2 separate regions of the Homo sapiens genome follow, and region 1 is linked to region 2. Evidence: chromatin contacts called from ENCODE Hi-C or POLR2A ChIA-PET data. All regions are on one chromosome and are shown on one strand. The core of a region is the stretch at or near the end of the contact, and the rest is flanking DNA. Distances in the headings are between cores, read along the strand shown. Region 1 has its middle 20 kb from the start of LINC01819. Region 2 has its middle 39 kb from the start of LINC01819.

Region 1 (2,700 bases), core at 42-2,541, 59 kb after region 2:
GGATGGAGGGAGGGATACGGTTCCAAATTCTATTCCTGCAGGTCAACAGCATCAGCATGGCTTTCCCAGCATGAAGTGGGTCGTTCTTCCAGGCCCACTGGGGGAATTGGAAGCCGCAGGGCAGACTCAGGGAATCACTGGAGATGGTGCAGTGACCTTTAAGTAGCGCTGCGGGACCACCAAGCTCCGGAACTCAGGCTACCCCCATGGACGCCCCCCCAGGTCACTGTTCTCTGCTTCTCAGGCTGGGGCAGTGGCTCCCCATTTCAAAGGTCCCTCTGCCCCAGGGGACTTTCAATCCCTTCCTCAGTGCCCACCCTGGTTTGAAAAGCTCTAATGAGGAGGCCACTGTGTTCACTGCAAAAGAGAACCCCTGGAGCTAGTGAAATCTGAGTCCTGGGCACAGCCTGGATGCAAAGCTTTTCTGAGTTCTCACAACCTGCACGAACACATACGTGGGAAAGTGTCTTAGAGCACGTTCATTTTTCTCTGGCAAAACCTAATTAACACGCAACGCCACCTTCCTCAGGAATCTGCTGCGTGCTATCATTGCAATTCCTAAGAAAGATTTAGTGAAAATTCTCTGGCTTTCCACGGCAGGCCTTGCTCATATTGTGAGTGTGTTTCTTACTCTCTGGACTCATGTCAGCAAGAAAATCAATGTCTTCCCAAGAGATGTGTGGATGATAAGGCTTCTGTTTCCCAGTAAAGTTTATGAACTAAAGCTCCCCCAACACACCCACCAGTGCACCACCCTCTATGGCGGGGGTCCACCTCCGCTTCACCACTCTCTCTTTTTCCCCAACAGCCCAGCCAAAAGGAAGTCAGAATTATAGCAGTGCAGGGAAGGACCAGGGGGCAGAGCCAGAAGTGTCATGGGAGTGAGCAAGACTGGCCTAATGGGCAAAGCCTGACACCAGCAGGAAGAGTGATAGTCCGGGGAGGTAGGCTGGTGGCACCTGGGAAGTCTGGGGCCTCAAATGGCCAGGTAGGGATCATCTCAAATGATGGAGGCCCCAGGGAGTCAGCACCCCAGAACCCAAGAGGGCTGGGGCCTTGGCTTGGCAGAATAATTGTACACATGCCCGGTGCTTTTCTACGTGCTTTATGTTGCTTAGTTCATTTAATCTTCCCAACAATTCTGTACTACTTTCACCCCCATTTTACAGACACGGTAACTGAGGCACAGAGAGACTACGTTGCTTCCTTAGAGTCATACAATTGATATGTGAGAGTCAGGATTTGAGCCCAGGTAGTGTGGCTCGGTGCCCACCCACTAAACCACCACACCACAACCCACATCACAACTCAAGCACACGGCGGAGAGGAGGAAGAGGAGGAGGTGGAGCAATAGTAACAGTCCTGGACCCAGTTAGCAGATGTTCAGGTTACTATGGCTTTGTAACTCCAAAACTTAATGGCCTAAAATATCATCAATGACTAATTTCGCTCCTGAATCTACAGTTTGGGCAGGGCATGGTGGGAAGGTTCGTTTCTTCTCTGCAAGGTGGTAGCTAGGGCAGCTCATCTGCGGACTTGAGGGCCCACTTGTAAGATGATTCAGGCAGTCAGCGAGAACTGGCTGCTGGCTGGGAGCTCAGCCAGGGCTGAGAGCTGGGGCCTCCGTTCCTCTCCACATGGGCCTCTCCACAGGCTGCTCACCCTCCCTCTCAGTACCGTGGCTGGATTCCAAGAGTGAAAACCCCAAGAGACAGGAAGTAGAAGATGACAGTTTCTGAAAGCCTAGGCCCAGAGCTGGCAGCAGCATCACTTTTGCCATATTCTATTATGTGAAGCAGTCACATATTCCAGATTCAACAGGAGGGGATATAAAATTGACCTCTAGGCCGGGCGTGGTGGTTCACGCCTGTGATCCCAGCACTTTGGAAGGCTGAGTCGGGCGAATCACCTGAAGTTGGGAGTTCAAGACCAGCCTGACCAACATGGAGAAACCCCGTCTCTACTAAAAATACAAAAATTAGCCTGGCGTGGTGGTGCATGCCTGTAATCCCAGCTACTTGGGAGGCTGAGGCAGAAGAATCACTTGAACCCGGGAGGTGGAGGTTGCAGTGAGCAGAGATCGCGCCATTACACTCTAGCCTGGGCAACAAGAGCGAAACTCCGTCTCAAAATAAAAAAGCAAAAAAAAAAAAAAAAAAAAAAAAAAAAAAATTGCTGATCTCTAGATGGAAAGAGTGTTGGAATTTGGGGGCCAGGTTTTAAAACTGCCACATGGGGCGTGGGATCCAGAGGAAGGGCTGGATTCCAGGTATGAGGGCAAAGTGGCTGTTTGATCTTGCTCAAAGGTAGACTAAAGGGAAGATAAATTGACTGTAACACTCACCAAGTCCCCAGCATGTACCAGGTGTTGGCCCTCATGGGCATTATCTCAACTTACCTTTGCAAGAACCCTCTGACACAGATTTTTCACCACTCTTTGTAGATGAGTACTCTGAGGCTCAGAGAGGGTGTAAGCCTTATCCAAGGTCACATGCTGGTGAGTGGCCAGCTTTTCCAATTCCAGAGTTGACCCTTTAACTCCTCTGATGGGTTGCCTCCAGATAAGGAGCAGGGCTGGCCCCAGAGATGTGGCAAGGTGGGTCAGGATAAGGTAGGAGAGCAAAGAGCCAGGCTGTCACTCCCCATCCACTCACCTCCTCCTCCAGAAGCCCTCCCAGGCAGGAAAGGGTCCCAAGACAC
Region 2 (2,812 bases), core at 179-2,678:
GATAGAGGGAGGGAGCTTCCATCTTTTCCCATGGGATAAGCTGGGAGATGCCTGCCCATTTTCAAAAGCCCCAGAGTCCCACCTGCTGGGTGGGACTCTGAAGGCAGAGGAGCCGTCTTTGTGGAGAGTAATATAATCAGAAGGAAACCCAAGCTTCTGAGTTCCTCAGCATCTTGCACCATCTCCTAAAGGGCGCAGGGGATACGGCAACCCCTGGAGGGGCGAGGGGGGAACCAGTGCAGTAGGCATTATCCCTGAGAGGCTCCTCCATGCATCCCTCATGGACAGGGCCTCTAATCATGGCCAGTGGGCAGGGGTGTGGGTGCTGGGTGCAGGCAGCAGCTGTGGGTGTCCGTAGGGAGCAAAGCCGTAGGGAAGGCCTTGTTGTCTTGAACCTGGAGTCATCCCAGGAGGCAGGGCCCAGAAAAGGGCCTCTCCCTGCCCCTCCCAGCTTTACAGAACCTACTGCTTAGAAGATCCTCTGTAAATATTTGTTGGATTTAGTTGAATGGAGTTGAAATCTCATTTCCTGATTCTGGTAAGGCTGGAAGTGCAGGCTGAGTGGGTGGGATCCAATTCACTGGGGGTTGGGGTGGGAGGGATGCAAGGCCATACTAGGCAGCTCAGCTCTTGGGGCATGTCCTGAACCTGGAAGACCACAGCCATTCCTGCCCTTCTACCCCACCACTACTTGTGTGAGGGTCCCCAACCCGAAAGAGGTTCCTGATCGTTCAGGACGCTAGGAAGCAGAAAGGAAGCCAAGGCCAGAGACAAGGAGAGGCTAAGTGAAGGAGGCAGCCACACCCAAAACCCCAGGAGCATCTGGGCGGCCCTCACCCCACAGGAGAACCCACCCCCCCTCCACTGCCCCACCCCGCCCTGCCCTCTAACACTGTACCAGGCAGAATGCAGCATCTCCACTGTGTGTGTGTGCGTGTGTGTGTGTGCATGTGTGTGTGCACAGCCTGAGTCTCCCTTGGACAGAGCCTTGGTCCCAATCTTGGTACTTTTTTTCCCAAGAAAGCTCGGCAGCCAGTTCTGCCGTTTTTGGCCAGGCTCTTGGGGAAGGCGGCCTGTTTGGGCACATGGGCTCCCACGTGCGCAGAAGCATCACCTGCCCTCCATGTGATGCGCACACTCACAGACCCACATGCTTACGTACTTGCAGACTCGCCCAGGCACACGTGTATCGCCACATGCAGACACGCAAGCATACACTTGCTGCACTCAGACCTCCTGGTGTGAACACACGGTGTGCACCGTCGGAGATAGCCAGTGGCCCCACGTACATGCCATCCCTCAGGCACAGAGAACCAGCCCACAGGTCCCACTTGGAGGGACATGAAGCAGACAGGGTCCCCAGGCTGTATGCTTCTCCTAGGCCGGTGTCCACCACAGTCAGCCACATACATCTGCTGCCATGACACAGGCTCCCTTTGTGCTGCCAGGCCCAGGGGGACAATGGGGGTCTGTTTCCTCCCCGGAGCTCAACACCATCCCTCTCCCCACAACACTGCCTGGCAGCCTGGGGCCTGGGAGCCCAGCCGCATGTTTCAGAGGGTTCAGAGGGTTCGGGAAACTCCCCAAGGCCACGTTCTGCATGCGGAGCTCCAGGGGAAGCCCAGTCTGGTGGGGGCTTCCAGGGGCCCCAAGGGAACTGTGGCTCCCTCTGCTCTGTGATGGGGAGGGGAGAACCGGGGTCTGCACTTATTGTGATCCTCTGGCATCCAGTCAGGCCAAGGTTGACAGTGGAGGTCCCGCTAGAGGGGGTGGCTGTGCCTGTGGGCCTGGGAAGGCCTCTCGAGCCTGGGCTGCCCTGTCCACTGCTGAACTGCACCTGCGCCGAGGCAGGCACAGACCCCTACAATGCCCGGGAGGAGAGTCTTGATTTCTCATAAGGACATGGCCACTCTGTGAATCTGAGTTTTGGGGACTTGGAGGCTGCAGCCTGCTGGTCACTTGACTCCCTCAAATGTCCCATGACCAAAGCCACTGTCGCCACCACACCCTCCATTTCTGTTTTGACATCCTTGCTACTTTTTCTGGCATTCAACACCACCTCCCTCCTGCAAAATATTCATTCAGTCTCTCAGTCACTACTGATGGAGTACTCACTGGGTACGAGGAACTGCTCTGGGCACGGGCTACTGGATTTTTCTCATTTTACTCTCTGTGACATCTTTGGACAAGTCTTAGGTTCCAGGCCAGTTGATTTTTCTTGCTTTCTTCCACATATACTGCTGTTTCTTTTTCTGTGCTGTTTGCTCATTCACCTATGAATTAATGCAATCCACATTTATTGGGCATTGGGTTGACAGATAAAATAATGCAATATTTCTATTCATTGTTATTATTTTATTATTACTATTCATTGTTTATCTGAAATTCAGAATTAACTGGGCATCTTGTATTTTTATTTGTTAAATTTGGTAGCCCTAACTGAGCACCTACTGTGAGCTGTCCTCCACAAATACAAGGACAGCAGACCCAGTGCCTGCCCCTCAGAGAGCTCCCAGTCTAGTAGGAGAGGTCCTACTATAGGCAAGAAAGGAGATCCATACCTCAAGGAAGGGTGGGGGCTCTTACAAGTGGATTCAGGGTACCATGGGTGCTCAGGGAAGGGGAACCCAACCTGGCCTTGAGTGGGAGGTGAGAAGGCTTCCTGAAGAAATTAACTTAAGTCTTAAAAATTAAGTAGGGAGTCAGGCACAATGAACAGTGGAATGGGGGCAACAGGGTGCCATTCAGTGCATTGATGCAGGGAGCCCCACAGTGAAATGGCTGCCTGCTGGGTGGGGTCAACTGGCACAGG

What was found. Hi-C counts contacts between places; a loop is a spot of excess contacts on that map. ChIA-PET counts read pairs that join two places held with the same protein, here RNA polymerase II (POLR2A). Pooled maps may share reads with other maps.
Region 1: a loop to region 2 is called in a pooled map, with 1.9 times the contacts of the local background. The contact joins two enhancer-like sites. A Hi-C loop is called at or near these places in 1 of 168 maps with a recorded cell type or tissue (astrocyte of the cerebellum) and 2 of 50 pooled maps. POLR2A ChIA-PET finds 5 or more read pairs at or near these places in 4 of 52 experiments (Caco-2, HepG2, MCF 10A and 1 more).

Annotation. Positions count from the first base shown.
Region 1 is chr2:43,058,085-43,060,784 of GRCh38, forward strand. No RefSeq gene overlaps it. Among named protein-coding and RNA genes, the nearest start is that of LINC01819, 20 kb to the left of the region's middle. Within about 2 kb of position 1,292, at least 15 of the 41 ENCODE cell types and tissues checked have a DNase peak (open chromatin) inside an H3K27ac peak, as active enhancers do.
Region 2 is chr2:42,999,208-43,002,019 of GRCh38, forward strand. No RefSeq gene overlaps it. Among named protein-coding and RNA genes, the nearest start is that of LINC01819, 39 kb to the right of the region's middle. RefSeq lists enhancers at 1,294-1,353, 1,378-2,159. Within about 2 kb of position 1,429, at least 5 of the 41 ENCODE cell types and tissues checked have a DNase peak (open chromatin) inside an H3K27ac peak, as active enhancers do.